Linked DNA regions of Homo sapiens: regions 1, 2 and 3 are each linked to region 4. The links are chromatin loops, found by intact Hi-C in ENCODE. Cell type or tissue: endothelial cell of umbilical vein. All regions are shown on one strand.

What was found. Peaks named below come from ENCODE experiments on the same cell type or tissue, not always from the same donor. Only the 100,000 strongest peaks of a DNase experiment are listed, where the experiment ranks them.
Region 1: it touches region 4 in a loop (4-fold over the local background); 2 of 110 quality-filtered maps call a loop at or near these places.
Region 2: it touches region 4 in a loop (7-fold over the local background); 3 of 110 quality-filtered maps call a loop at or near these places.
Region 3: it touches region 4 in a loop (8-fold over the local background); 2 of 110 quality-filtered maps call a loop at or near these places.

What each region holds. Positions count from the first base shown.
Region 1 is chr20:54,281,254-54,289,253 of GRCh38, reverse strand. No RefSeq gene overlaps it. Among named protein-coding and RNA genes, the nearest start is that of PFDN4, 77 kb to the right of the region's middle. RefSeq lists an enhancer at 3,587-4,786. In endothelial cell of umbilical vein, no CTCF peak of the experiment used is centred here; a DNase peak (open chromatin) is centred at 3,773.
Region 2 is chr20:54,645,398-54,653,397 of GRCh38, reverse strand. DOK5 (docking protein 5) reads right to left here. Exons shown (of 8, transcript NM_018431.5): 8 at 2,229-2,983. The coding sequence ends at 2,919. Among named protein-coding and RNA genes, the nearest start is that of DOK5, 170 kb to the right of the region's middle. In endothelial cell of umbilical vein, CTCF peaks have their summits at 3,771 (motif pointing left) and 6,372 (motif pointing right); DNase peaks (open chromatin) are centred at 3,737 and 6,387.
Region 3 is chr20:54,553,352-54,561,351 of GRCh38, reverse strand. DOK5 (docking protein 5) reads right to left here. Exons shown (of 8, transcript NM_018431.5): 2 at 6,312-6,419. Among named protein-coding and RNA genes, the nearest start is that of DOK5, 82 kb to the right of the region's middle. In endothelial cell of umbilical vein, no CTCF peak of the experiment used is centred here; DNase peaks (open chromatin) are centred at 921 and 3,341; H3K27ac peaks cover 3,088 bases.
Region 4 is chr20:54,336,945-54,344,944 of GRCh38, reverse strand. No RefSeq gene overlaps it. Among named protein-coding and RNA genes, the nearest start is that of PFDN4, 130 kb to the right of the region's middle. In endothelial cell of umbilical vein, no CTCF peak of the experiment used is centred here; DNase peaks (open chromatin) are centred at 4,054 and 5,664; H3K27ac peaks cover 3,292 bases.

The DNA of each region.
Region 1 (8,000 bases), 56 kb after region 4:
ATTCCCACCACCAGGATATCTGTTTCCCAAACCCTCGTCAACACAGCAATTGTGTATCTTCCAAGACAGTAAATTGGACACTGTGAGAATTCAACCCACCATTTTTGCATCTCCTTCATTTTTCTCAGCTCATCAGGCAAATCTATTTTTCACAGGAATAAACATGACAATTAAAAATTAACCTAGCCACCTGGTAAGCTGCTGCTCATGTGTCTTTCTGACAAGAACAGACTAGCAGAACTCATCTGGGAAGTAAGAGTATAGTTTATTAGAAATGATAAGTTGCGCTTAACTGGCTGTGAAGAGAATGGAGAATTTATTCCCTGTTCCATGATGGGGACATCTAAGTAGAACTCTAATTTGGCTTTCAAACAAATCTAACCATACCAAATTACCACCAAAATATCATAAAAGTTAGGTGCTATTTTTATATTTAGTTTCTACCAATTTATATTATACAACAGAATAAGATACAATGTGGCAGATTATAAAACACCACACATTTCTTTGCAGTTCTTTCATTGAGATATGCAGTCTATTTTTCTGCAAAAATACGGAACCAGCCCAAATGCCCAGCTATCTATGAGTAGATAAAGAAAATGTGAGATATAGATTTTATATATATATATATATATATACATACACACACATACACACACACACACCATGGAATACTACTCAGTCATAAAAAGAAATGAAATAATGGCATTTGCAGCAACCTGGATGGAGCTGGAGACCATTATTCTAAGTGAAGCAACTCAGGAATGGAAAACCAAACATTACAGGTTCTCACTCCTAAGTGGGAGCTAAGCTATGAAGATGCAAAGGCATAAGAATGATAAAATGAACTGTGGGGACTTGGGGGAAAGGGTGGGAGGTGGTGAGGGATAAAAGACTACACATTGGGGTAAAGTACACACTGTCGAGTGATGTGTGCACCGACATCTCAGAAATCACCATTAAAGAATTTATTCATGTAACCAAACACCACCTGCTCCCTAAAAACCTATTGAAGTAAAATTTTTTAAGAAGTTATGTCAGAAATGCAAATGTGGAAACGCCTATCAGTAAACAAGGCAAGTAAATTAGAGTGTAATTATTAAACATTCATATACTACACGAAAAAATGACTTTGATATACAAATTAAAGGACTCATTTGAAGCCTAAAGAAAAAAAGAAAGAGAGAGAGAGAAATGTGGCATCTATTCTCCATTCTCTTGAACGGAGAGGATATGACAATCTAACTTCGAGCCTAGGCCCCCGAGAAGCCCCACAGGTTCTGGTCTCAGCTTTCCAATGTTATTGCTGTGTGAACACGTGCAAGAGAAACTCTAGTAGAGACAATATAGATGAGAATGGAGAAGCCCCAGCCAACTGCCAGACGTGAATGAGGTCACGTGAGAGCACGCAGACCCAGGTGACCTGCTAACGGAATGCAAATGCCTGAAAGAGTCAAGCCAACACTGTGTGGAACAGAGAAGAACCATTCCAGCTAAGCCCAGCCCTAGTTTGCTAGCCCACTGAAGAGTGAGTTGGAAAAAATGATGTTTTAAGCCAAAAGATTTTGGGCAGGTTTGTTTATGCAGCAAAAGATAATGGATAACAAGTATATTTTAAATAAATTTTCATATTATCCCACTACAAATTCTCCATCTGAAGTTTAAAATACTAGCTTATTACTATAGAAATGTTTCTAAATTTCAAATTCAGTAGTCAAATAACCATTGTGAATTTTGATTTTGCAACTGATTGTTATCAATTATTTGTAAAAGAAGGCTTGTTTCAATCAAAGTATAAGCCATCTAGTCATGTCCACCTTAATGACATACATCAAAATTTTCCCCCTAAGTTTCAACTAGGGCAATCCACATAGAAATTTCATTTACTTCCTATGAGAGTAGGAACAGTTCCCTATCCCAAAACGGATTTTTCTGTTCACTGCTGTAACCCCAGCAACCTAGAATAGTGCCTGGCACATAATAAACACACAATAAGTATTTATGGAACAAATGTGACAGGTTCTCTAATATTTGAATAAATGACATGATATTATCATCATGTTCACAGAAAAGCCAGTCTTTTTTTGTGTCTAAAGTAAATGATAAAATGATATTCAATGTGTAAAAGCATATTCATTAGTTTCACGCGAGAGTGATTATAAGTTCTTCCACCGGTAGTTATGTAGCTAATAACCTGAGGAGTTAAGTGTAATTAAGGCATATCACTCTTGGGAAAAAAAACTAATATATTTTCCTGTCTCTGCATTTATGTTCTATTCATTAAAACCTTATAGTCCATTAGTCCATTAATAACCACAGAATACAAAAACAGTGATGTGTAGGTGATTCTGTACTCCACATCACTCTTTTGGTGAAAGCAATTAGTCACTGAAGTGACAACAATATTCAGCAGCCACCAGAGCAGAATGCTTGTTAAAAAAAAAGTTTAAAAGTAGGCAATATTAATAATTTACTATTGGTATCTATTGCATTCTGGAGAATATTACGACAGAAAGTAGGCCCTTGCATGTTGCATTCTGGAAAATGCTAACACAGAATCAAAAGATGTGATCAAGAACTAAAATAGAGTCATATTTGGGATTTATCATCTGTTTCTATTGTTGTTGTTTTAGTACACACAAAGCCACAATAAATATTCTAGGCTACATACATTTTTGCATTATTTGGGGGATATTTTATAGGATAATTGCTAGGGATGCAAATATTTGACATTTTTAGTTTTCAGTTCAGCTACTGCCAGTTGCCATCCCTGAAGGATGTATTAACTTGCTCTGTGCTATAGAATATCACATAGTCGTTAAAAAGATTAAGCAAGATTGACAGTTTATACAAAGACAATTGAAAAAGGAATCTGCAAAACATTATGAATAGTATGTAACAATGCTTATAAGAAATTAAAAGTCAATAATGATAGATAGAAAAGAAGAAAAAGACATATGTGCCAAACTATTCATAATTATTTTATTTGAAAGTTATTTATAAGGCACTAATATAATTCCACATTGTGCTTTTTAACCACATTTGAATTTTACATTACACATTTTTATTTTTGTTTCAATGGCTTTATTTTTCTTTTTTTGGTATTTTTCATCTTTAAAATATCTGACTCTTCTTAATAACCCACTTGTTTTAGTTGCAATTCTTTTGCCAAACAGCAAATACCCAACCGTTTCCTAAGTAAGCAAAGACATCCAGCTTTCCATTCCTCCTCTCCATCTATCATCTATTCAAACAACAACAAGTTTGTAGCTAGGTAGTTGTAGTCTTTGTTTGTGAGAGAAGGTGAACCAAAAATATCTTCAAGCTCCCAGAATCTCTCCCTTCTTTCCTCTGCCATCTTTAGCATTTTGGATTTTCAGCCTTACATTTGTTTCTTTATACACAAAAGATGCTTCCTCAACTCTAGGCTTCAAAAACTCCTGTGACCAAGTTCAAAGTGGAGTACAGAAGAGGACAACGATTCAACTCTTCTCACATTTCTTTTTTCTTATTTCAGGAACTTCTCCTTTTTTCAAAAGCCCCTTACCTTTCATGCCCAGGCTTGTGTTACATGACATCTCAACCAACCACAGACAAAAGGGAACAGGATTTCCAAGGCTTAATGAATTCCCCAATACTAGGCATAGAGAAAATAAATGGAGCTGTATTCGCAATGAAAAAGGAAAAGGGGTGGGTGGGCAGTGGACCAATGCCTGCCACTCCTCTTCTCATTTCAAGAAAGTGATTCACTCCTTTATTTCTTTGATGGTCGTAAACATGTTTCCTGAGTCATTATTTCCACTTCCTCACTTGTGAGTTCTACCATTTTATGGAACTTCTGACCATCATTCCTGGAGGTGTATTTTCTCATGTTGGTTGTAACTTTTATTTGGAACTTTTCTCCCTGACCTACTCATTCTCTCCAAGAGCCTAACTTCTTTTTTATCCTTTTGGTTGTCCTCTGAGCTATCCTCATCACTGTCTCTAGAGTAAATGTTGTTCTGTGCCTGCCCAGCAGCCATTTACTTTTCTTAGAAAACAGGGGAATCTGTCCTTCACCCTACGTGGATGTTATGCCAAAGCCCAGGTGCTTTCTACTGTGTTAGGCTTGCTCCTGAAAGAGCAGTCTCAGGGACAGGGGGAAGGTGAAGGTTAGAGCGCAATGGGTTATGGATGAGTAGAAGGCAAGAATGGAAAAGCAAATGTAGTTGTTGGCACTTTGCTCAGTGGCTGGCACATAGGAAAGCCTTTAGAAATGATAACTAATTGTGATGATGTGACAGCAGCGTGTAAATGTGGTTCCAAATTTAAATATTTAAAACTACATTTAAATATTTACATACTTGTTAATGGGTACAAAAGTACAGTCAGATGGAATAAGTTTGTGTATTTGATGATACAGTAGGAAAATTACAGTTAATCATATATAGTATTGATACAATACTATATATTATTACATCATACTGTATTATATTATAGTTAATAATTTATTGTATATTTCAAAATAGCTAGAGGAGACAAGTTATAATATTCCTTCCCAACATAGACTGGGTGCAGTGGTTCACGCCTATAATCCCAGCATTTTAGGAAGCTGAGGTGGGAGGATTGCTCGAGCCCAGGAGTTCAAGACCAGCCTGGGCAACATAGCAAGACCCTGTCTCAACAAAAAATAAAAAAATTATCCAGGTATAGTGGCACACACCTGTAGTCCCAGCTACTTGGGAGGCTGAGGCAGGAGGATCACCTGAGCCCAGGAGGTCAAGGCTATAGTAAGATATGCACTCCAGCCTGGGTGACAAACGGTGACCCTGTCCCAAAACAAACAAACAAACAAAAATGAATTTGTTCCAATACAAAAAAAAAAAGATAAATCTGTAAGATGATGAATATCCCAATTCCTCTGATTTAATCATTACACATTGTATACATGAATCAAAATATCACATGTACCTCAAAAATATGTACAACTATGATCAATATAAAAATACAACACATATTTACATATTTAAATATTTAAACTCTAGCACCTGAAAATTCTTTTTGTTGTAATGAAATTAGCTTGACATTAAGAGAAATTATGTGAAGTCTTATCAGAAGTACAGCAGTGCTTCTCAAACATCTTTCTATCACGGCACACACAGACGGTGATCATCTTCGTGAGGCCCACCGGGGTTAATGAGGGGGATTCTGAATTCTCCCCAAGGCTGCCGTGGCTGGAGTCAGTGTAGGGCCCCCAGACATCCCAAAGCTTCCCCAGCCATCGCAAAAGGCATCCCCATCACACAGGACACCAGCCAGAAAGTTCTGGGATGTGAGGTTTGAGTCCTATCTCCCTCTGCTCCCTGCTCTGAGCAGCTTCACCTCTCTAAGCCTCAGTTTCCTCATCTGTATAATGGAAACCATAGTGAAACATACTCCAGCAGGGTTTTGAAAAGGTTAAATAATAAAACAACTAAGATGTGTTAGATAAATAATCAGTACTCTGTATTTTTGTTATATCCTGGAAATTTCTGTTCAAGATGGCTCTGTATTGCATGAAACAAGGACTCTCTGAAGGCTGAAGAAGGATTCTTGGCATCCTAGCCATCTGAAACCTCAGTCCTAACCTTTCATACTGAATGCTCTATAGCTCAGCAGCATTTTATTTCTCTTTATGGATAAGACAACAGCACTTATCTGCCAGAAGCAATCATTTTAGCTATGACTTCAGACCCTTATGGCAATAGAAATGAGATCTTGGTAGATTTCAGTAAACACATAACTGTTGTATTTGTCCAGGGTTATACTTCAGCCCTGGCTTCCTTCTGCAAGCTGCTCTCGCCTCTTTCTGAAGCTATTTTTTCTTGAAACCATCTGTATGATTGTACGAGGAACAGCAGTGTCACCACAGCCCACCTTCTGGCCCATTGGTCCAGGGTGGGCTCCTGATTCAGACTGGAACAATAAGGCACCTTCTTTGGGAAACTGAGAACTAGACTGAGAAAGAGAAGCTGGACACACATTTCAGAAAAGAAGCTGTAAATTTGGGGAGAGCTCCCAGAGACCACACAGAAAAGGCCCAGGGATGCCAACAAAGGGGAGACCAACAGAAGACACAAGTGAATGGGCCAGATTTACAGAGAGGAGCAGGAAAAAAGAAGACAATAATGGTTATGGTGTATGATTTTCTGAATCCAGTTATCCCTGAGGCCTAGCCACATCCCTCTCCTGAGATTGTGTGGGATATCTCAGAATCCTTGTAATAAATGCTTCTTTTTGCCCAAGCTTATTTGTGATAGCTTTCTGTCATTTATAACCAAAGGAGACATGCAAGCTGTTGGAAATCTCAGGCCTATTATTTCCCATTAAATACATCTGTACGTCAGCGGCATTCCATTTCTCTTTATAGAGAGGCAGCAGCCGCCATCTGCTAGAGGCGATATATTTTAGGCAGGACTTCAGAACTTCACAGCAGCATAAATGAATTCTTCTTGGAAGATATATTCAGTGTGAGAGAGAGAATTAAAGCTATCTTGGTGTCTTCCTAAAAAAATCAACTGTCATACAACCTGCTACTCTCCAAAACACGTGCTGGGTGCTGGTATTTACATGCTTGAGTTTAGTAAGTGGAAAATTTGGAGACAGAATAGATCACGTTACTGTGTGTATGTGTGTTGTGTGAGTGTGTATGTGTATGTGTTGACGGTAAAGGAAGAGGTGGTGGGTTCAATGCAAGCCCCAGCTCATTGATTGTATAGATGAGGATACCAAGGTCAGAGATGAAATAACTCCAAGGAAAATCCAGAGTAAACAGAGGTAAAGAGGATGAATTTCACTCACTTATTCAAGACATATTTATTGGGAGTCTTTCCATCTCTGGGACTGTGCTCTGTCTTAGGTACATTCATATCGTTTTGTTCAACAAATATTTGTTGACCCCTTTTGGTATAAAGATTCCATGTAAGTTCTTTGGAAGATGAAAACATCGGAAGATAGAACCTCAAGGGTATGATAAGGAGGGAGAGGAAGACAATGATTCATGAGTTATAGCTAGAGTTACATGGTATCATAACACACCCATCTTGATGAAATGCCATAGCAAGTAATTGAAAGCTCCCAGTTGTGAAGCCCCTGCCCCAGCTGCTTTGCTGCCATAGTGGGAGGTGGGGTAGCATGACAAGCCAAGAACATGGGTTGTTATTTATTGTTACTTACAATTACTTACAGTTATTTACAGCTACTGTGGTTACTTGCAGTTGTTGACTGGCTTTGTGCTTTTGGGCTAGTTATTTGCCTTCTGTATGCCTCTGTTTCCTTAAGTATAAAAAGGAGATAGCAATAGAGTTGACCTCATGTGAAAACTAAATGAGTTTCTTCATAAAAAGCAAGTAAAATGTTGCCTAGGCCAGGTGCGGTGGCTCACGCTTGTAATCCCCACACTTTGGGAGGCCGAGGCAGGTGGATCACCTGAGGTCAGGAATTCAAGACCAGCCTGGCCAACATGGTGAAACATCGTCTCTACTAAAAATACAAAAATAGCCGGGCATGGTGGCAGGTACCTGTAATCCCAGCTACTCGGGAGGCCGAGGCAGGAGAATCACTTGAACCTGGGAGGCGGAGGTTGCAGTGAGCTGAGATCATGCCATTGCACTCCAGCCTGGGAGACAAGAGCGAAAGTCCATCTCAAAAACACAAACAAACAAAAAATGCCTAGAATATTCCCAGCACTTGCATAATAAATGCTAATTTTGTTGTTGTTGTCGTTGTTGTTACAAGGACAAAAATTCAGTGCCAGGCATTATGCAAGTTACTTCAGACACACCATCTCATTTCATCTTAACAATACTGGGGAATGGTATCATAATCCCTACTCAGAGACACTAGCTTGTCTGACAGCATACAACTGCTACCTGCAACGTACAAAGCAGAGATACAAATCCAGATCAGTCTAAACACAAAGAATGTACTTCTCCCACGCAAATACTTTAATCACAGATGCAATTAATACTGAAAAACAACGG
Region 2 (8,000 bases), 310 kb before region 4:
ATATGAGATTTACTTCCCTGCTCCCCCATCCTCACCTCCCACCAAAAGAAAAAAGTTGCTTTTTCTAATATGTAATTAAAACAGAAACATCATAGTTTAGCCTCCAGACCCCAGTTTATTTGCAAGTTACCACGAATGCTTTAGAATTTAGTGTGCATTAGGTAAAAATCCACCACAGCTTTGAAAAACTTTCTCACACTATGTTCACTACTTGAGGTAGGGATTTAGAAAAAAATCGAAATCACTTCAAATTATCACTCCCCTTATTTAAGGCCAGATAGTAAAGTATTTAAATTTCTTATGTTTTCTACCTGAAACTGTGAAATTAATATAAGATAGCATTTGAGGTTTTTATTTTAGAGCAGGGGATCCAGAAATAAGAGTCAACTCTGCCACTTGTATTTGTGAATAAAGTTTAATTGAAATAGCCATGCCTATCTGTTTATCTATGTTAAAAGCAGGCTGGGCACGGTGGCTCACACCTGTAATCCCAGCACTTTGGGAGGCCGAGACAGGCGGATCACTTGAGGTCAGGAGTTCAAGACCAGCTTGGCCAACATGGTGAAACCCCATCTCTACTAAAAATACACACAAAAAAATTAGCCGGGCGTGGTGGCACGTGCCCGTAATCCCAGCTACTCAGGAGGCTGAGGCAGGAGAATTGCTTGAACCTGGGAGAGGGAGGCTGCAGTGAGCCGAGATGGTGCCACTGCACTCCAGCCTGGATAACAGAACGAGACTCCATCTCAAAAAACAAAACAAAACAAAATACAAAACAGTCTATGGTTGCTTTTGCACCGGAAGGCAACAGAGACCATATGACCCAGAAAGCCTAAAATATTTGCATCTCAACTCTTTACAGAATAAGTTTGCTTTCCCCTAAGGAAGCCAGCCTTAGGGATTTACAAAGCAGATTTAGGAATCAGATTACCTGAGTTCAAACATGAATCTATCATTTAATAGGTAAAAGATCTTGGGCATATTAATTACATCATTTAGATTCCTTGAGCTCGGTTTCCCCGTCTGTAAAATGAAGATAATTATACTTACCTCATGGAGCTATTGGGGCGATTGAGATAATACCACAAAAGCACTTAGCGTTGTGCCCGGCCATAAATAAAAGCTGATAGCATAACCGAATCGAATGCTCTTTTCTGTCAATACGTTTCTTTTCTTAAAAATCCTCAAAGAGGTTCTCACTTCTAGTTACCTACATTCAGCAACATTTCTTTTCACACTCATTAGCTTGAGGCTTGCTTCAGTAATTTTAACTTCATTAAAATTATAATTATTTCTTTAATTCCATTTCCTTTATCTACTTCTTCAACGTAATTCTCCCATTGGCTGCCAAGGCCCTGGGAATCATGGAGAATCTCTGATGAGACAGTCTTAGAGAAAGAAAATAAATAAGAACCAGATAAAGTCAGGAAAATGAACAGTGAAGTAATTATCAAATGTGCCTGGCAAACCAAATTTTTAAAAGACAAAAATGAAGACCCCTGAGAGAAGTAGGATCAGCTAAAATTGTGTGAAAAGTAGCTACAGAGAACCCAGAGAGAACACACATGCATTTCGGGGAAGCCATTAGCACTAAACAATTTATATACCCTAATCTACTAATTAATTGTTAGTTGAATTCAATCCTTTCCCCAGTATTTCTCAACCGCTTAAAAAACATATCCTGAGCAGCAGTGTGCTAGGAAATCCCAGCTAACTCAGATCTATAAAACTATGCATTGCTTATCTGAAGTTCAAATTTAATTGGGTATCCTGTATTTTATCTGGCAAAGAGTAGTGAACCAGGCAGGCGCCATCCCTGCTTGCTCTGCAGCTTTAGAGGAACTCTAACTTTAGGTGCTCACAAAATTCAACTCACATCCAGCACTGACCTTCTCTTTAGAAGTTCATGGCCACTGGGGGCCCATTTGGCAGGTGTCACTGTATGATATTTCCAACTTGATTTTCTTGTGGCACTCTTCTGGAATTAAGGTCTTTGGCAACAAAGACTGTCTTTTGATTTCTACATCCCTGAACTCCAGTACAGTGCCGGAAACTCATAGATGCTCAATACAGACCACATTAATGAATGAGTGAGCAAATGCGTGAATGGTTGGATTCATATTAGACACAACACACAATACACTCACAGCTCACATGCAAAATGTCCACACACCCTTCAGAAATACCTAGGATAGAGAAAAACATGTTGCCAGAATCCAAAGAACATATGGGTGAAGAATGATCTTTTATTTTCAAATGTTTTATGAAGAGACTCCGAACAAAATAAAGGCTTTCAAAAAGGGGGGTAAAGGGGTGAGGAAAGCATGTGAGAGAAACTGTAACCCTGTAAACAACACTAACGGGTTCTTTGAACAAATAGTTTTGAACAGAACAGATAAGAGTGAGTCGAAGCACTGATTTAACTAATTGGTGATATAATCAAATATAATTTCCAGTAGTTAATCAGAACCACAGTAATAATAACTGAGGAATAGGGTGTAAACAAATAACAAATAATTAAAAGCCATTTTATTGTCAATACTGACTGTCATACAACTGAAACACTTGGAAGGAAAATCACAAGAATCCACAAAAGGACAGATTCAGAGAAGTGCAAGGGACAAAGTATCTACAATAGAAAATCATTTCGTGACATTGACTTCTTTCTGTCCAGCTGTAAAAGAGGGAACACAGAGTCAATATCTATAGAGCACGTTTCAATTACACTAAGAATTTAAAAAAGAAAAAGAAAATAAAGAAAATTATTGTATTGCAGAGTTTTCCAATGACCACACAATTAGCCAGGACTTTAAGCTTCTTCTCTTGGTCGTCATTTCCCTTGCTGTCATTCTGTGACCTCCTGGGTGAATCTGTGGCTGACACATCACAAGTGTGTTAACAATTCTTGGCAGTTACTGTCAGTGCTCAGATCTGTAGGCTGGAAAAGTCTCTGTTCGATGAAGCTTCAGAGGGCTGGAAACATCTTTTCCAAAAAGAATTTAAAATCAACAGTTACATTTCAAGAAAGCCCACAATCAAATTAGGTGGCAACAACTTTCTCTATAACAGAAATAAGTAAATGTACTTAAGGCAGAATTTTTTCCAAAGGCCTCTCAGGATGATATGTAAATGAGTCACAGAGATTGCATGATTTACGTATCATTTGCATGTGGCCTTTGGGCTGAGCCATGGTCAGTCCATTAGCAATTATTTTCTTCCTTAATTTTTCATCTGCATCAATCCCCATATCCAGGGTATTCAGGAGAAATGAGATAGAAACAGAACTATGGAAACTTTTAGCTAGAATATTCTGGAAACCTGAGCAGCAATAAGGCAGTCTTATGCTTATACTTTGGTAATCTTGTAAATGTTAAGGAGAACTTCCTAAAATTCATTTAGCCTTTATTATTTCAGGTTTAGATTTCAGACCAAACAGAGTTTAAAAAGTCAAGAAGGCAACACACAAGATCCCTATTAGCCCCCTTTGTGACATATTAATAATATAAGGGTTGTCAAGCATTTTCTAGAAAGAGCCAGACACTAAATATTTTAGGTTTTGCAGACCATATGGTCTCATTGCGACTACTGAGCCCTGCTGCCTGTAGCACAAAAGCAGCCACAGTTAATATGTAATGAATGTCGTCCTAATAATGCTTTATTAATGAAAATAGTCAGCAGGCTGGATCTGGCTCACAAGCCATTGTTTGCCAATCCCTGTAGATAATGCGTCCCTGATTTAACAAAAACTAGAGGTTCTACTGCCACCTGCTGGCCAACGGTTACCGCAAGCAAAGAAATGTACACGGCTAGGTGAAGATCTCAGGACTCACCGCAAAGCCTTTGGAACAAACTTCCGCAGCCTTGGTGAGTAAATGTGTGGATCAAGCAGGCACAAGAAACAGGATTGCAGCCAGTGGAGCATGTCCGCCCCACCCACACACATTCAAAACAATGTTGTTTTTATTTTATTTTATTTTATTTGTATGTATTTTTTTTCGCCCCGGCTGCAGTGCAGTGGCGTGATCTCAGCTCACTGCAGCCTCAACCTCTTGAGCTCAGGTGATCCTCCCACCTCAGCCTCCCAAGTAACTGGGACCACAGGTGTGTGCCACCACACGTGACTAATTCTTGGATTTTTTGTAGGGAGGGGGTCTCGCCTACATCCACCAGCCATGTGGCCTGGAGTAAGACCTTAACCTCCAAAGGTCTCTGTTTCTTCAGTCATTGAAATGGAGACCATAGTCCCACTCTCACCAACTCCCATGGTTGTCAGGAGAACCCCATAAGGCTACATGGAAGACGCCTGGTTCAGTGACACAACTGTTTAGTGCCACTCTTTGATTTCCTCAAATTATCTTAGGTCCGATCTATGATATAGGTGCCTAGTTTTTCTTGTTTTTGTTTTGAAACAGTGATGCTATCTTCCAAGGCAATTCCCACAGAAGAGTTCGGAAAACACTGGAGCAATGAAGCACCTTGGCCTAAGGGTAAAGATTGCTGAGATGATAACTTTGAGAAGGAGGTGAGAGAGTTAGAGGAACATTGTACTGAGGCCAGACACTCCGGTGCTCATGTGCAACGGCCTTGGGGCTAGTCTCCCACTTCCTCTCCTGTTCTCTTGCAATCCCTTGAATGAAAATATCGATTAAATCTGACACTGCCATGCTGAGGACCCTCTAATGCTTCCCCTCACACTTAGAATAAGCAAGTCTTGATTACCTGTATTCACCACCCCGGCTGTCTCTTTATGTCCCTTAGGCACCAGCCACACTGGCTCCTTCCTGATCTTTGAATGCCCGCAGCTCATTTCTGACTCAGGGCCTTTGCATTTGCTGACCTCTCTATGGAGAATGCCTTCCCCTGGCTCTCGGTATGGCTGCCTCTTTTAGACTTAAGGTCTTGGGGTGTTGCAGGGGCTTCCACTGACTACCCCATCTCAAGAAGTCCCTTTGTCAGCATCTTCTCAAAACCAACAGCTCTGCCTCACTTTCTTTATCATAAAAACTTTCTTTTCCACTGTTCCATATACCAAATCTGAAATTAACTATGTCTGCTTGATTATGGATTGTGACTCTCCATTAGATTATAAGCTCCGAGAGGGAAGGAATATCCCTGCCTAGGAGTCCCAGGTATGTCTGTCATCTAGCACAGCGCTTGGCCTAAACTAGATGCTCAATAAACGTTTACTGAGTAAACAAAGAATGGATGGATGGAAGAATGAGAGAGAAAAACCTTAAAATCTTTGTTACTTACTAGATAGGTAGTCTTGGACCCATTAATAACCCTTCAAATTCTCAGTTTCCTAACAGCAAATGAGAATAAAATACCCTTTCGGGCAGCTGTTTTGGGATCTAAATGAGATCATGTATGTTAGGTCCCAGCGGAAAGCTGGTACACAGTAGGTCCTCAGAAAGAGTAGCTTTTAGAAAGACCCCATTGAATATGGCTTGTCTCCCTCGTAATGATGAAATCTGAGATTTCAGCACTGCACTGGTGGCACGTGAATGCTTATTCATATAACAAGAAGGAAAAGAAGTTTCATGTCCAAATAGATGTGCAGAGCTTTGGTTTAAACAAGTTTAATCAGGTTTTTCATTGCAGGGCATCTCAGAGCCCTGAAATTATTGATTTGTTTTCTGACTCTCCATGAGAACTTAACATGTAGCATTTCCCCCAGACGCGTTTGACCACAGTAACCTTTCTTAGGGGAAAGGTGCTGTCTACCAGAGTTAGCTTTCCAAGGAACATAATTTGGGAAATGCTACTGATGTAACTGCTGTTATTTTATCCAATGCATTCCTAAAAGAATCCAGTGAATAGTATTCAACATAAACTTGTTGATTGCTTCTGTAAGTTTCTTCCATAGTTTTTTTGTTTTTTTTTTTTTTAACTGAGACAGAGTTTCACTCTTGTTGCCCAGGCAGGAGTGCAGTGGCATGATCATGGCTCACTGCAACCTCTGCCTCCTGGGTTCAAGCGATTCTCCCACCTCAGCTTTCCGAGTAGCTGGAATTACAGGCGCCCGCCACCATGCCCAGCTAATTTTTGTATTTTTAGTAGAGGTGGGGTTTCACCATGTTGGCCAAGCTTGTCTTGAACTCGAGATCTCAGGAGATCCACCCAACTCGGCCTCCCAAAGTGCTGTGATTACAGGTGTGAGCCACCACGCCCAGACAGTTTTCATTATAAACCTACTTCCAATGTTGATTTTGTATCTGCATAATCATAGAAGAGAATTTCTATGAAAATTTTAAAACGACGTGGGAGAAGCAGTGAAGGTAGATTAGGTATGTCTTGTGTGGCACGTGTCAAAACCAGCCACCTCCCTTTCCCCACCAAAAACTGTAGTAAAATGATAATTCCCAAATCAACCAGCAGGGGGCTCTCGAAGACTACATTTGAAGAAAATGACCATTATTCTCAAACCAATTTGTTAAATTCCTCCTTAAGGGTCTGTATGATTTCCAACCTTAACCTCCAGATTTGCCAGAAAAAAAAAAAAAAAGCCTGAAATTCATCAATGTAGGTGAATTGGCCAGAGGAATTACAACCCATAATCATCAGCAAAACAAGAAGAAATTAAAGGCTCTGTAACTTCATCATATGGCACACCCCAGGCCCCCAAGTCATTAACTTTTCCCAATCCTATTTCCTTTTTCTAAGGGGTATGAAAAGTAGGGGAGAGGGAAGGTAGGTAGTATAGGTAGAAGAATAAAACTTTTTTTTTAAATGTACTTGTTTAAATAGCCACTTTTGATAAGCAAGATAATTTTAGGTACTCTGTGAACATCTTTTAAATCTTCAATACTTATTATTTATTTTATTGTCTATTAAAAAGCATAACTAGCTGGGTGCAGTGGCTGATATCTATAATTCCAGCACTTTGGGAGGCCGAGGCAGGAGGACTACTTGAGCTCAGAAGTTTGAGACCAGTCTGGGCAACATAGTAAGACACCCTCTCTACTAAAAATAATAAATTAGCTGGGCTTGGTGGCACACACCTGTAGTCCCAGCTATTTGGTAGGCTAAGGCAGGAGGATCACTGGTGCCCAGGAGGTTGAGACTGCAGTGAGCCATGATCGCACCACTGCACTCCAGCCTAGGCGAAGAGCCAGACCCTGTCTCAAAAAAAAAAAAAAAAAAAAAAAACAGTATAACCAGTGGATATAACAGTATTAAGGTAGTAAAATATGCTTTTTTTAAAGAAGTATATTAAAATAGAAGAGAGTAAAATCGAGTAACATTCTGGTATGTATATGACAAAAATTGTGATGATATAACTCAAATATTGCAAACATTTTTGAAGTTTAAGTGAGAATCAGTGGCATTGTGACAACCCAATCTAACTCACTCTCTCTGCAGAGAAATCTTGGAAGGTAAGCTTATTTGTCAATTATTAATTCAGTCGTTTGCTCAGCTGCTCACAGAGGCACTCAGTATCTTTTTTTTTTTTTTTTTTTTTTTTTTTTTTTGCAGCATCTGCTATGTGCCATGCTCTCTGCTAGTGAACAGAGCACAGAGTCATGAAAACTAAAATGTAAATACCCCCAGTGCTTTCTTAACATTATGCATTCTTTCGACAAATCCTGATGGAAGGCATACAAGGTGCCGGGGGATAAAATGATAAAGATAGAAGGAGGCACAGCTCTCCTGCCCTCCTGTACATTATTGCTTCCTGGGAGAGCTGACCATGAGTCAATTGGCCACATAAATATGAAATGAAAACCGGCCATCATCTGCATCTTATGAGTGCACGTCATCAGAGATGTCCACTCCAGTTACAAGAAAGTCCTGAGGGCTTTCTTGGAGCCTGAGGGGCGCTGGAGGTGAGACCTGGAGGTGAGCAGGAGTTAACTAGGATGAGGGACGGGCGCAGCATACAGGAAAAGCTGCCTGGGGGAGAAAGGACCAACAGCAAAGACTGAGAAAAAAATGCTGTTGTGACCAGGGTTCAGAGCGGGCATGGAGGACTGAGGGTTCAGAGCGGGCATGGAGGACTG
Region 3 (8,000 bases), 220 kb before region 4:
GTCTTTACTATGGGTTGCCTTGTCTCCAACTAGAAATCAGACATCCATTACCAAAGAAGAAGGGATCAGCCCCAAATGGACAGAACCTGCCACCACCATGAAAATAAAGCCCTGCTTTCATTGTGACCAGTGCATCCAGGCAGAGGGGGCCCAGCAGATGAACCACCTCAGGGAAAGTCGAGAAGACTCTTGGGGAGGTGAAGACAGAGCAGAGACTTTGAGGGATTGATAAATGTTTGCCACATGGACCACGAAAGAAAAGGGGTCTATACAGCGGGAGTGCTGCATGCAAACCTGGTGATGGATTGATTTGAGAGGGAATATGGAAGAGAGTAAGTCAAAGACAACTCCCTGGCTTCTGCCTTGAATAACAGAATGGATCCTGATGCTGTACAATGAGCCACAGAAGCCCATAAAGAAACCAAGCTCAGGCCGGGCATGGTGGCTCACACCTGTAATCCCAGCACTTTGGGAGGCCAAGGTGGGTGGATCACTTGAGGTCAGGAGTTCGAGACCAGCCTGGCCAACCTGGTGAAACCCCGTCTCTACTAAAAATACAAAAAATTAGCTGGGCATGGTGGTGGATGCCTGTGATCCCAGCTACTTGGGAGGCTGAAGCAGAAGAATCACTTGGACCCAGGAGACAGAGGTTGCAGTGAGCCGAGATCGTGCCATTGCGCTCCAGCCTGGGCAACAAGAGCAAAACTCCATCTGAAAAAAGGAAAGAAAGAAACCAAGCTTGGGTAGGAAAGAGTTCAGTCAGTTTTGAACGTGTTTCAGGAGTCTTTGGCACTCTGGTACTGACTCATACTTCCTTGACTAGAAAAAAGTACTTAAATTGGAAAAATAGGGTGTTTTGTACTACAGTCAACCTCTTTTATCTAATTTACCTAAGCCTTAGAAATGTGGATATGGAATTATTTATCACCTGGGAAAAACATCAGAGTAATAATCCATCATTTAATTTATGGAGATGTGAAGAGTCATGTCCTCTTTGGCATAAGCTTAGGAAACTTCTAGAATATGGCATGGTGGGTAGTTTCTTACATGAGGAGGGGATGACTCCAAAGTAAATATCTGAGTATTGAAAGAGGGGGCTGTGACATTTTATGATTTTGAAAAGACATATTATAGACAGCTGTATCGGAAGAGGAAATGTTTTAGATGAGGAAGAAACTGTGTAAAAAAAGAATGAATCATTAGTACAGAAAAGGTTATCACACACACACACAGATAAGTTGGATGAAATTCCAGAGAAATAAATTTTAGGACATTAGCTCATTGTGCGGAAGCTAGAATCCTATTTTTGCAGAAACGAAGAACAAGGTCTGACATTGAGCTTAGGAGATACAAATGACCTAGTCACTATAAAGGGTAGAATGACAGAACAAATAAGACCAAAGGTGTTTGGGAGAATAAAAATAATAATGGCAATTAATCTCTACAGTTAGAGAGTTGTTCCCTTTTCAAATACATTCACGTTCATTTAATACACACATTAACCCTGATTTAGATAAAGTAGAAACGATCATCCCTAGTTGTTTACTGTTGAAACAACAATAAGTTAACACATGAAAGCAGCAAATCCCAGACTGTGTTCCCTAGAATTAAATTTATTTGTTCCATGGAACACACGATTAAAACAAATAGTTCCATGGCCCAGCTGTTTTGGAAATGCTGACTCAAAGTCCCTCCAATTTCTTAACTGTAGGACTTTTCAGAGCCCATGAGGGGCTGCAGTGGGTTATGAATCTCAAAGATGGGGCCATAAACGTTGCAGTTGCCAATTTCTTTGACCACACAACATTTAATCATGAAAGGCTCTTTTGACACACTCTTTCGTTCACATTTTGGGAAACATTAAACACAGGATTTGCTGGACTTGTCCTTCTGGTCCAAGGTGAACCGAATCCCTGCAGACTCAGCCACATGTGATGATGAGGAAGCAAATGTGTGACTTGCCTTGGAGGCCACCTTTACACAGAAAGAGGATGACTTGTCAGACATATACGGTGGCAAAGCTGGGATTAGAACTCAGGCTACCTAAATCCAGGACCGGCATACTTCTCACCATACCATTTGCCTTGGTCTCAAAAGCGGTCAATGGTCTTCCTTCCACTCTATTTCCTCTCAAGTGTTACTCATCTTGAAAAAGTAAAACTATGCACAGAAACTTTCATCCCCTTCTAATTAGTATAAGCAACATTATTTCCTGAAGGAAAACATGGAACTAGTGTTTAACAAGGTCAGAAACTATATTTAAAGTCACTGGAGTCTTACTATTGTGGGAATTACAGTTAATCAAATTTGCAGCCATCTCTGACAGCTATGGGTGCTTGAGGGGTGCTTCGTGGAGGAAGTAAGAAATAAAAAATAAATTGTTCTATATGTGCATTATTCATATGTTTATTTTCCAATTTTTGCAGGAGTGTACTTCGAGCTACATTTTCAGTGAGGGGGTACCAAATTTTAAAATTCTACAATCTTTTTCTTGTGTTGAAACTTCTAAAAAGAGTCAGATATGCAAAACTGGCATTTTTTTCTTAATAATATCTTTAAAAATAAAATGGGAGAAGTACTGTGCTCTTATAAAGGCTAAGATTTCCTATGGGAGGGATATGTCTGCATCCACCACACCACCTCCGTATTGATCAAATAGCATGATGTACATTTCCTCATTTCTTTTGGAAACGGCTTTATTTATGTTAGAATAAACTCTAAAATTTGGTCACGGTGTGCTACTTATAACCCCAGTATTTTATTATCAAGATTCATAAATTACACAGCATTTAGATGAAAAATGCATATCTCAGAATTACTCCAGCTTTTTATGTGCCCCGAGAGATTAATACTAAATGTATCAGATCTAAAAGAGTAGAGGATGAATCAGCTACAGGAATTCATCAAGGGCTTGGAGGCTAAATGTAGATAATTCTTCCATTCTAATGCTTTGAACTTTGGTTAATGATTATTATAGGTGAAAGAGAATGTGGCTTACCAATTTCCCCAAAGATTTACATATTAAATTCCAAAGCCAGCAGGTAGAAGTCTGAAATAGAGCAAGTTTGTCCTCAACTTCCCTTTATTCATTTCACATTCAAGCAAGAGCTTTTTCATCCACTTTGGTTTTATATTTTTCTGTCCTCCTAAAACATCCAAATCCTGGCTTTTTCTGCTTCCATCACTGCCCACCCTATTTTCTCCAAATCAAAGTTTCTTTTTCTGGTTTCAGATGCCTCAAGTACAGATTTCTTCTGGTAAACTAAATAAAAGTATGACACATAGACATCTGTATGTATTCCATTTCCTCTACTGATAACATTTCTTGCTTTTCAGCCAATACTTTTAAAAGTGTTCACTATGTGTTAGATTCTGGTAACTAATAGTGAATCATGTCTCCCATCCCCAAAAAATCCCTGTCTTTGTAGACCGTATTTTATGCGGGGAAGAGGGGAAGACAATAGGAAACAACCAAGCAAGTGTGTTATGTTCTGGTGCCTCCTGAGAAGAGCAATAAGAGGGATGTGGAAGGCAGTGAGTAGGTGGGTTCTATTTCCAACAAGGGAGTCAAGAAATGGCCTCTCTTAGAGGAGCAATTTGAGCAACGCACTGAACAAAGTAAGGGAGCGAGCTCTGTGGGTACCTGGGGGAGAGCATTCCAGGAAAAGGGAAGAGCAGGTATAAAGGGCAGGAGGTGCTTGGCATCTTCCAAGGAAAGAGAGGAGCCCAGGGCACCTGGAGAAGAGGAAGGTGGGATTAAGGAAACTCAGAGATGAGGTTAAAAGGGCAGCAAGAAATCAAATCGCGTGATCGCATTGACCAGGGACCCTCATCCCTGGGCAGCAGATGGGTACTGGACCAGTACTGGTCTATAGCCTATTAGGAACCCGGCTACACCGCAGAAGGTGAGCAAGCATTCCTGCCTGAGCTCCACCTCCTGATTCTCATAGAAGTGTAAAATCTATTGTGAACTGTGCATGCTAGGGATCTAGGTTGCCTGCTCCTTATGAGAATCTAATGCCTAATCATTTGAAGTGGAACAGTTTCATCCCGAAACCAATCCTGCCCCCAACCCCGTCTGTGGAAAAATTGTCTTCCCTGATACCTGTCCCGGTGCCAAAAAGGTTGGGGACCACTGGCATAGACCATTATCAGACCTTGGCTGAGGGTGTTGCAGCAAAGAATATCGTGATGTGATATAAGTGTTTCGAACAGACTCTAGAAGCCCAAGAATTTGGCAGCCCACTGCCTAGGACCCCAGTAGTAGCAGTAGAGACTGTGAGCTGTGTTCAGAGTCTCCATACATTTTGAGCATACAGCCAACACCATTTGCCGATGGATGGGATTTGAGGAGTTCCTATAATGTATTCCTCATTTATCTTCTTTCTTCTCTTAGGTATGTATAGGTCTATCTGTAACATAGCCTATTTCTTATTTTTTCTACATTCAGAAAGGTTGGCATATGGAATTGTGAAGAATTAGATGTTTGGATTGTGAAGAACCAGACATATTTGGAACTCTACCAAGACAAAAAAGGACCAAAAGGCCACACACAATGACCAGACAGTACAGAGCCTCAGGGTGAATTGCAAAGTTACAGACCGGCTAAGGTTCTCAAGAGAAGACCTGATGTGTAACTATACTTTCTGGCCACCTAAAGCTCTGTCTGTGTCTAGATGATAAGCCAAACATCTTCCTGGGTATTTTGATTCTCTTTTAAGAAAAGGCTGTTCTAGCAAAAATAAAGCAAGTCATCCTTATAGCATTGCTCGCCATCTTGTTATAAGGGAAAATACTGGATACATGAGGGATAACTGGGCCATAATACATCTGGTTCAAAATGACTGGATACAAATAGTTTAGAGTGTTATAAAAGTGGAGAGTTTGGCTCAAGATTATTTGCAGAGTTCAGAGTTATGCTATCACTGGCTTCATGGATCACTGTGCCTAAATAATACATTTTCAATTCAACAACTCCTCCCTGAGAACAAAAAATATATATATTTGAACAGTGTCATTTCATATTTGGCATATGACAGATAAATGATAGAGGAAATCTGGACTCAAAAAGGTATAAGTGGGTTCTCCATTGGAGAGAAGAAAGGCTGGGAGTGGGAGAAGCCTTGGAATGTGGAACTGCTTCATGGGGTGACAGGGAAATGAAATGCATGGAAGACGCCACCCTTGACTCCCTTCTCTACCTGTCTCAAAAGCTTGTTTTGTGCTTATTCTTCCCTTATGTACATACAGGTGTGCCTATAAAGTATAACGTAGTCCTTATTTCTCTAATTTGAGAAGAAATGCAGCTTCCCCATTGTTTTCATCATCATATAAACCAAAGTGTCATCATAGACCCTTTATAAGGTGTCGAAAAGTCACTACTTTTGGAGAATTTGCACAAAAGGAAAAGCTGTTCACTTCCCCCACCTAGCCAAGTTTCTGTTCTAATAGATCAACTGGTTTCGCATAAAATTTTAAATGGCAAAGAAGCCTGGCCCCAGTAAATTCTCACCAAATGAGGCTTAAAGAATCTTCAAGATGGAAAGCCAAAATTAAAATGTTCTATCATAAAAATAAGCATAGTTCCTTCATAGACAAAAGAGTAGTATTTTCTCCATATGAAAATAACCAGAGCCTCGGAGGAGTGTTAACCATGTGCTTTCACACGTTTTCATGAAAAAAGAAAATACATAGGCTGCGTGTTAACAAGGACCACGGAAATATACTGCCATGTAGAGGGAAATATTTAGCTAATTTGTGAATCCACGTGGTAAGTAAATCTTGTACTTACCTTAATGAGTTGTAACACACAATGACTATTTTTATTGAGAAAATCTCACTACTACTAAGAAAATTTAGTCATCAAACTTAAAGAAAACAATAAATCGGTAGAACTTCCTCTTCGTCCACTGTTACCTGTTTTCTGCTTCTTCCCCTCCCTTCTCTCCCCACATTCCCCAAGCATTGAATGAGTGTCTTTCTGCATCAGGCAGTGTCTGAGACACAATGAGATCCAGTCCTCATCCTCTCGGGGCTTCAGTGTAGGGAGTACAACAACATGATAAGTCCCATAGCAGAGACTGGAAAACAGCAAGAACAGCTACAGCAAATAGCAGGAAACCAGAAAAGTGACTTTACATTAGTCAATTACTTGAAACAATTAGCAAGCAGATGTTATTTTAGGGGTGTTTTGTCCTTGGAAAAGATATTGCTTGTACCTTTGTTAAATAATTCAGGCAAGTTTTCAGTCAGTAATTCCAGTTGCCTCCCTGTAAATAGATTACTGGAAAGCTACAGCAATTGAGTCTTACCTTATGATAACACCTGAAATATGCAGCACGTTCATCAGAAAATTTCTCCAGTCTTTTTGGACCTTTGCTTGAAGCTTTCTTGAATACTAACCAGCATCGCTGATAAATCTGGAAGGAAATACAAAGACTGAGCTCAGCATCTCCCCTGACTGACATTTGCATTTAAATGTTTTCTTTTTGATGTTTTCACCTGTGAAATATTTGCAAGCCAGAAATGTGATGTTGCTTTGTGAAAATAAAGTTTTAAAAATCAAAATTGTTTCCACAACGGGCATATTATGTGTCATTCAGACAATTACTGGAATCAAAAGAAAATAAGTATTTGAAGATAAATTTCTTCATGCTTTGATAGCAATATCACTAGGTATATTTCAGAAAAAAGTCCCAGAGATAAAAATCCCAAATGTACAAATAAAATAGGCATTCAAGGAACATGCTAGAATTTCAAGTGCAATTAAATCTGAAAACCATGGGCTTGGTCTATGCTGAAGATCTCATTGCCCATCCTAGAATCTGGCAGCTCATGGTTGTCGTGATATTCCTCATAATGGATGGTGAAGAGTTGGACCAGACACTAAACTAACTAGCTAATAATTGGCTGATTAACACCAACCAGATTCTTGCTTAGGATATTCAACCCAGAGACTTGAAGATTACTACCAGAGGTGCAGACCAAATTGAAAGGTCAATGCTGGTAGGTTTAAACAGAAGTTGTTGGCCATGTTGAATCACTTGCAGGAGAGTTAAGCTGTGGAACCTGCTACAGGGAACTAGATCATTTCTACTCTAGGTAAAAGAGACATTTTAGTTCTTCACAATCTTTCAATTCCTAATACTGAGATCTAGCCTTTCCTCTGGGTTTCTTGGAAATCATCTATATCCCCAGGAACCCATCACCATCAACATCACTGCAACTTTTAATTAAGCTAGCTTGAATGGGGGTCTGATTCTAGCAACCAAAACTATCCTGAAGAAAATAACTAGTAAAAGGTACACTAGCACATTAAAATATTAATAATGCCAGAGAGAGAAAATGCAAAGAGCTAATGAGCATATGAAAAACAATATTCTCCAAAAGCAAAATAAAATGAGACATTTTTAAACCTAAAAATTACTAAGTATAATTTTTTTTTTTTTTTTTTTTGAGACAGAGTCTTGCTCTGTCACCCAGGCTGGAGTGAGGTGGTGCGATCTCCGCTCACTGCAACCTCCGCCTCCTGGGTTCAAGCGATTCTCCTGCCTCAGACTCCTGAGTAGCTGGAATTACAGGCAAGCACAACTAGGCCCAGCTAATTTTTGTATTTTTTTAGTAGAGACCGGGTTTCACCATGTTGGTCAGGCTGGACTCAAACTCCTCACCTCATGATCCACCCGCCTCGGCCTCCCAAAGTGCTGGGCTTACAGACGTGAGCCACCGCGCCCAGCAAATGAGTATAATTTAATAATAATAGTTACTGATGGCAAATGTCTGAGTGGCACTATTATACTCGACTGGTCATCTTTAAAGGTCGCTTGACAATAAATAACCTAAAAAGAATAGAAATCAGGCCGGGCGCGGTGGCTCACGCCTGTAATCCCAGCACTTTGGGAGGCCGAGGCCGGCGGATCACAAGGTCAGGAGATCGAGACCATCCTGGCTAACATGGTGAAACCCCGTCTGTACTAAACATACAAAAAGTTAGCCGGGCA
Region 4 (8,000 bases):
TTGATCAAGGGCAACATTTTGAAATAATTATTTTTAAGGCTTTCTATGAGATTTGGTATCAACTCTGCCCTGATGTTTCTATGTATTCTTGGTGGGGGACAATGACAACGTAATTGTAGTGCCACACTTTTATTTTGGACCCAGTATCTGCATATATAAATGTTTATATAGAATTTGTACTATTAACATCCTATCATGTACTACTCTACTTGAGAGTTATCCATTGAACCAATTGATGCACAGTCTTTAATCATAATATTTACTGAAAGTTTATTATATGCCAAGTACTATGCAAAGGTGTTTTATGTACCTTGTCTTAATCAATTTTTTTTGTGGTTTGTTAAATATTTTATTCTATTACATATAAAGCTGTGATTCACATGGAAATTATTTTGATAAAGAAATTATCAGGATTGAACTGAATTTTTTTTATTATACTTTAAGTTTTAGGGTACATGTGCACAATGTGCAGGTTTGTTACATATGTATACATGTGCCATGTTGGTGTGCTGCACCCAGTAACTCGTCATTTAGCATTAGGTATATCTCCAAATGCTATCACTCCCCCCTCCCCCGACCCCACAACAGGCCCCGGTGTGTGATGTTCCCCTTCCTGTGTCCATGTGTTCTCATTGTTTAATTCCCACCTATGAGTGAGAACATGTGGTGTTTGGTTTTTTGTCCTTGCGATAGTTTGCTGAGAATGACGGTTTCCAGCTTCATCCATGTCCCTACAAAGGACATGAACTAACCTGTTGTGGAGTGAAGATCATTGTCTCCCCATCTCTACAACGGAGCCAAAGTAGAGATAAGGAGAGGGAGGCTTAAATAGACTCAGTTAATTGCACAAAGCCTCACCAGTGGTAAAGGGCAAAGGCAGAGCTTAACCCTCAAGGCTTTCTAACCTCAAGGTTAGAGTATTAGCTACTAAGTATTAACTACAGTATTAACTACTAAGTTATATGGTACTTAGGGCATAACTTAGCCATGACATGTGACTCCAAAGATAAATAAGTGTTCATGGTTGAAGCAGCCTCTTTGAAAAACACCTACTTATTCCTTAAACAAGTAGTTAACAAATACTTAATTGTGTGGCAACAGTTATCCTAGATGCTGGAAGTACCAAGGTGGGCAGTGCAGAGAGGAACTCACACCATACAAAATCTTCCTGGTACAGAATCTGACTCACTATCCACTACATTGTCTACCTTGTGCCTGAACTTTTCTCAGTTTGGCAAAGGTCCGGTTATTCCCATAAGGACAAAGACATAACTATATCTCTCTTTAAAGGCTCTGAAAAGTCCTGCAATTAAGATAGTAGTTCGATGTTGGTTTCTCAATCTGCAAATGTGGATATTATCGTTTGGTATGAGTGTGCAAGAGGCTGAAGAAAATCTTAAAACACAAGCTTTGAGTAACCGGTTTGACTACGCTCCACAAGGTTTTTTCTTTCTGCTCAATTTCCAACTTCCACTTTGCATGCAACCATCACTGCACTTCTAAATGTTGATGGATGTACAGAACATTCTTTGCCAGAGACCCACTTGGGCACAGAAGTCTGGAGCAAACTAGAATATTTTATACACACACACAAAAATAAGACCTCATTCTTTCACAGGCAAAACTCCTCTGACGTCAATAGTAGGCTGGGAACAAAGGATGAAACAATAGATAGCAAATTTCAAGTAATTACCTAGCCAATGGCATAGAACGTGATTGACTGAGTCCTTGTGCTTGGCATGCAGATGATTAAATGAGTTTTAATTTGCACATCCAGTGGCAAGACTGCCAACGAATAAGAAATAGAAAAAAAGGAAGAGAGAGAAAGGAGAGCGAAGAAGGCAGGGAAGGAGGAAGGGAGTAGGATAGAAAGCGGGAGAGAGAGAGACAGAGAGAGAGAGAGAGAGAGAGAAGGAGCTCTCTATGCAAGTTCCCTGGAAATGTGGTTAACAGATTGCTAGCATACAAAACAAATAAAAATAAAAATAAAAATAAAAATAAAAATAAAAAATAAAGGTCAGCTAGATGGTTTTAAAAAGCTTTGTCAACAGATTCAAACCTGTTCAGGGACTCTGGGGTGGTAAAAGGGGGAAAATGATGCCCTCGCTATATCTGCAGAAAATGTGTGTTTGCATATTTACTGCTACAGGAATTTGAATTTCTTTTTATGCTATTTCCTAACATTTACAGATGGAGCAGAAGTGTGAGCAGTGGGGAGGCAATTTGTTTCTTCCTCAAAGGCTGCAACTCAATTCAGAGAAACAAATCCAGCTTTCAAGAGCAATTAGATTAAATTCACAATGGCTGCTCTGGGCAAGTTTGATTGTCTGCTGTGATCATTTCTTGTGCCATTTTGCAAGTAGATTGTGAAAAACAGCGATGTCATCACTTCTTCATAATGTTGTCTGAATAACCCTACCCCCACGATAATGTACTCATTGGTCAAATAAGTTAAAAAATTCTGCTTACTCTATTTGCTTCTGGAAAGTCACAATGTATGCTTGTATGTTAAAGGCTCTGAAAAGTCCTGCAGTCAAGACAGTAGTTTGACATTGGTCAATCAAGATTTGTCTAATCCCGTATGAACGCAAATGTTTTTCTGATAACCCATTTTGTTACATCTGACAGCATGGGTGTGCCCTAGAAATGTTTTAGGAAATGATGGATTATATGATTTGCTCCAGTTATCAATCACAACTTTCATATTCATTTGAAAAAATAGATCTAGACAGATTAATCAAACAAGTAATTATTAATCTGTCTCAAACGTGTATTTTCTTTCATGCATAGAAATGAGTAAGACTCATATAAATATGTTAGTTGTCAAATTATAATAGATTCCATTTATTGAGTACTCACTATGGATATATCAAGTATTTCGTTTGATCCTAATGATAACAGTAAGAAATAGACATTTTTAGCCATGTTTTATAGATGAAAAAACTAAAGTTCTGAGAATTTTAGTAATTTGCTTGCATTCAGCTAGGATATGGTAAAATCCACATTTGAACTCAGACCTCAGTTTAAATAATGTGTTTTTTCTGTATTGCTGCTTTTTCTTCTGCCTGGCATAGGCATTAAATGAGGAGGCAGGAATGAAAGGGAATGCTTACCACATTTTCTCTGACACCAGGTTTACCCACATCCTTTCTCATCTGATATATATTTAACATCTGGAATATCTGATTTTTACAATGAGGATAATGAGGTTTGTGGATTTCGAGAGCTGACATTTTATCCAGTATCAAAGTAGCTTTTGAGGAATATGATTAAAATCCAGACCCCTCCACTTTAACATTTTAATTAGGTAAAAATAAATAGTAACTTCATGACTATACACCAAATCAATGTAATATGCCATTGGTGTTAATAAAATCCAATGCCTGAGTCATAACTCTATGTAACTTAAATAATTCCACACTTTAGGAAATTTGTTTTATAATGTGCATTATAAAGAGATTAATTAACGCAAATTTTCCTTAAGTCTGTAATCACACAGACAAAAGGAAGATACTCTCTCAGTCTACATTTTTTTTCTGCTGATGAGGATGTTGGATAGATTTTTCAATTACCTGAGTTAAGAAGCAAGGCCTGGTCAACACAGTGACAACTACCTTGAACAAGGAGACCAAATTTATAGCAACCTAGAGAAGAAAACCACACAATAAGTATAAAGAAAGTTATCAGGGCAAAACATAATGAAACCTATTTTGAATTATAACTCTAGGCATCTATTAATCACTTATTGTCTTATATGTCACTCAAGAAAATGATAAATCCAGCCCTGTTCTTGGGGAGATTGCAATATATGAAGCGCTTCCTAGAGAACACTACCACTGGTCAGAAAATTTACAGTGTGGAATAAGCAAACCAAATATTATCTAAGAGGAATCTTGTGTAATCTTTGCTAGTTAGGATTTTCCTTTTTCTGGTAAAAGTACACTGAGTCAGCTCTGCAATGAGCGTACTTTCCCTGCTGGATAGAATATGGTAGAAATAACAGTGTCCTTCCTTTCCCTGGTTAAGGGATCTGGCCATGACCCAAGATAAGCTTATTGAACGCTGTTTCCTTTGAGTGTGGAATCTTGAAGGAAATGACACAGAAACAAAAAAGATCATAGGCTGATTAACTTCATCGCTGACATCCTAAAGTAACAGCCCCTCAGTTCTGGCTGTAACTCCCCCTCTCCCCGTGAGCTTTCTTTGCTCCTTGTGTTTTTCCAAACCTCAGTCTATGGCTTTCACTTGGATCCTTTTAGGTCCCTTATTTCCCTTGAATGAATTATTTTTCTGCTTAAGAGAGCAAGATACACTTTCTCTTGCTTGCCACCAAAGACCCATAATTTAAACAGTTTCAGATCTGGAACTTCAGAGAAGTATAATAATGAACAGGATAAAAACAAATACTAAAAGTAAACAAAGATAAGTCCATAGTCTGATTCCAACAAAATCATAGGCTAACCATAATTAGACATGTAGGGTAGGGAAGTATGTTAATATTTACATTGGACCAAGAAGAATTATGTCATAAGTTCTACCTCAAATGCCACTCAGAGGCAAGCACTTAGGAAGCACCCTCCTTTTGGAAATATCCATGACGTCCTGTGGGGCAAAATTTCAAGGGAGTATGGAAGAAAGAAGGAAGGAAGGAGCAGGCCAAATGGAGGTGAGAAAGGACTTTGAATTCTCTTTTTTAATGCTTTAATTTGACTTTCTTTTTCCTTTTTAGACACAGAGTATTGGTCTGTCGCCCAGGCTGGAGTGCTGGCATCATCATAGCTCACTGCAGCCTGGAACTCCTGGCCTCAAGACATCCTCCCACCTCAGCCTCCCAAATAGTTAGACTACAGGTATAAGCCACTGTGCCATGCTAGTGTTTTCCCTCTTTTTTTTTTTTTTTTTTTTTGGTAGAGATTGAGTTTCGCTTTGTTGCTCAGACTGGTCTCAAACTCCTGGCCTCAAGCTATCCTTTTGCCTCAGCCTCCCAAAGTGTTGGGATGACAGGCATGAGCCACCGTACCTGGCCTCAATTTCCTGATTTTAAATAGAAGTACACATTGTTAAAATATCAGAACCAAAGACTTTAAATAACAAGTAAAAGTCTACCTTGTTAGCTACCCCCTAGTATTAGTTGACTGTGCTGCCATATAAAATCTCACAGCCTGCATAGCTTAGACATTTGTTTTCTCATGGTTCTGGAGGCCAAATGTCTGAGATCAAGGTGTTGGCAGAGTTGGTTTGTCCTGAGTGCCATGGGGAAGGATTTGTTTTAGGCCTGTTTTCTTGGCTTGAAGATGGCTATCTTCTCCCTGTGTCTTCACATCGTCTTCCTGTGCATATGTCCGTATCTCAATTTCCTCTTCTATCAGGACGCCAATCATACTGGATTAGAACCTACTGCTTAATGACTTACACAAAGGCCCCATCTCCAAACATCATATTCTGAGATGTTGGGGGGTTGGGACTTTAACATGTAAATTTGAGGTGGGGGCACAATTCAGCCCATAACACCTGCCTTTTCCCATTGCCTATTCATGATCTCTAAAGCAGGGGTCTCCAACTCCCAGGCCGCAGGCTGGTACTGGTGCGACCAGTGCATGGCCTGTTAGGAACCGAGCTGCAGAGCAGGAAATGAGTAGCAGGCTTGCGAGCACCACCGCCTGAGTTCCACTTCCTGTCAGGCCAGCGGTGCATCAGATTCTCATAGGAGCAGGAACCCTATCACGAACTGTGCTTGCAAGGAATCTAGGTTGCTCCTTACAAGAATCAAATCTCCCAGCCCCAACTCCATTGGAAAAATTGTCTTCCATGAATCCAGTCCCTGGTGCCAAAAAGGTTGGGGACCACTGCTCTAAAGGTCATTGTTGTTCATTTCTTTCCATTTCAAAATTGTAGGTATGTGTCCACAAATATAAATAAATGTGTGCTTTTGAAAAAAGTATACAAATAAAATCACAGTATACTCATTTTATGAAACTCTGTGCTTTCCATTTAAAGCTATATTGCTGTGATATTTCTCATCTAAATATAGGTAGGTCCATGTTTTTCTTTTTAAAGAATGCTTGGTCTACTCCTTGACTTCAACCTTGATGTTATGCCTGGGAAAAGGTCTTGATCCAGGGCACATTCCCTCTCTTTTCCACTGGAAAAGGAGTAAGGCAGTTAGGTTTTTTTTTATTGCAAGCAACACAAAGTTACCCTAATCAACCTATTCAAAACATGTTAGAACCTACTGGAATCTCACTCACTCACTCCTCTCAGGACACTGGACAACGTGGATAGGACTTTGCAAGAACTAAGGCAGCTCCAAAAGGATAAAAAGGAGGACTTCCTGGATAATCCTGTAGAAGATGGTGTTTGTTCAGGGAGCAGCTGCTGAAATGAATGAACTCTAACTCTACACTCTCTAAGACAGTAACCACCAGCCACATGCAGTAATTGGGCATTGAAATATGGCTAGTCTGAAAAATATTAATACAAGTATGTATGCATGTGTGTATGTATGCTATTATGTTATACATATACTATCTCGTAAATCGTTTTTATAATGATTACATGTTGAAATGATATTTTGGATACATTGGGTTAAGTAAAGTATATAATTTAAATTAGTTAAATGTATTTCTTTTATCTTATAGTAGTTATTAGAAATTTAAAATTATATTTGTGGCTCACATTTGTGACACAAATTATATGTCTTTTGACCCATTCACTAGTCACGTCTCTTTCCTTGCTGAAAAGCCAAACTTCTGGTATGAAGAGTCCACTTGGCCAAGTTTAGGCCACGCGCCTGGTCTTCTGCCAGTGTGGTACTTGGCTTCTGGACACTGACATCTGTTTGTTTGCTTTTTTTTAAAATTTATAATTTCAACTTTTATTTTAGATTCAGGGGGTACATACGCAGATTTCTTATATGGGTATATTTTGTGACACTGAGGTTTGGGATACAAATGTCCTCATCACTCAGGTAGTGAGCATAGTTTCTCAACCCTTGCTCGCCACCCTCCCCCTCACTGTTGCCTATTGTTGAAACTCCTCCCTTATTGTGTCTATTGTTGCCACATTTACCTCCATGGGTAACCACTGGTAAGCTCCCACTTATAAGTGAGAAAAATGGAGTATTTGGTTTTCAATTCCTGCTTTAGTTTGCTTAGGATAATGGCCTCCAGCTGCATCCGTATTACTGCAAAGAACATTACTTCATTTCTTTTTATGCCTGCATAGTATTCCACAGATAGCATATATACCACAGTTTCTTTATTCAATCCACCGTTAATCGGCAACTAGGTTGATTCCATGTCTTTGCTATCGTGAATAGTGCTGCAATGAACATATAAGTGCATGTGTCTTTTCAGTAGAACAATTTACTTTCTTTTGGATATACACCCAGTAATGGGGTTGCCGGGTCAAATGGTAGTTCTAAGTTCTTTGAGAAATCTCCAAACTGCTCTCCACAGTGGCTGAACTAATTTACATTCCTATCAACAGTGTATGCATTCCCTTCCCTTTGCTTTGCAGCCAAATCAGCATCTGCTGTTTTTTGACTTTTAATAATTGACATTCTGACTGTTGTGAGATGGTGTCTCATTGTGGTTTTGATTTGCATGTTTCTGATTATTAGTGATGTGGAACATTGTTTCATACTTTAATTGACCACTTGTGTGTCTTCTTTTGAGAAGTGACTGTTCATGTCTTCTGCCCACTTTTTAATGGGGTTGTTTGTTTTGTGCTTGTTTAATTGTTTAAGTTCCTTATTGATTCTGGATATTAGACCTTTGTTGGATGCATAATTTGTTAATACTTTCTCCTATTCTGGAGGTTGTCTGTTTACTCTGTTGATAGCTTGTTTTGCTGTACAGAAGCTCTTTAATTTAATTAGATCCCACTTGTCAATTTTTGTTCTTGTTGCAATTAACTTTTGAGGACAGTCATAAGTTCTTTCCTAAGGTTGATGTCCAGAATGGTGTTTCCTAGGTTTCCTTCCAGGATTCTTATAATTT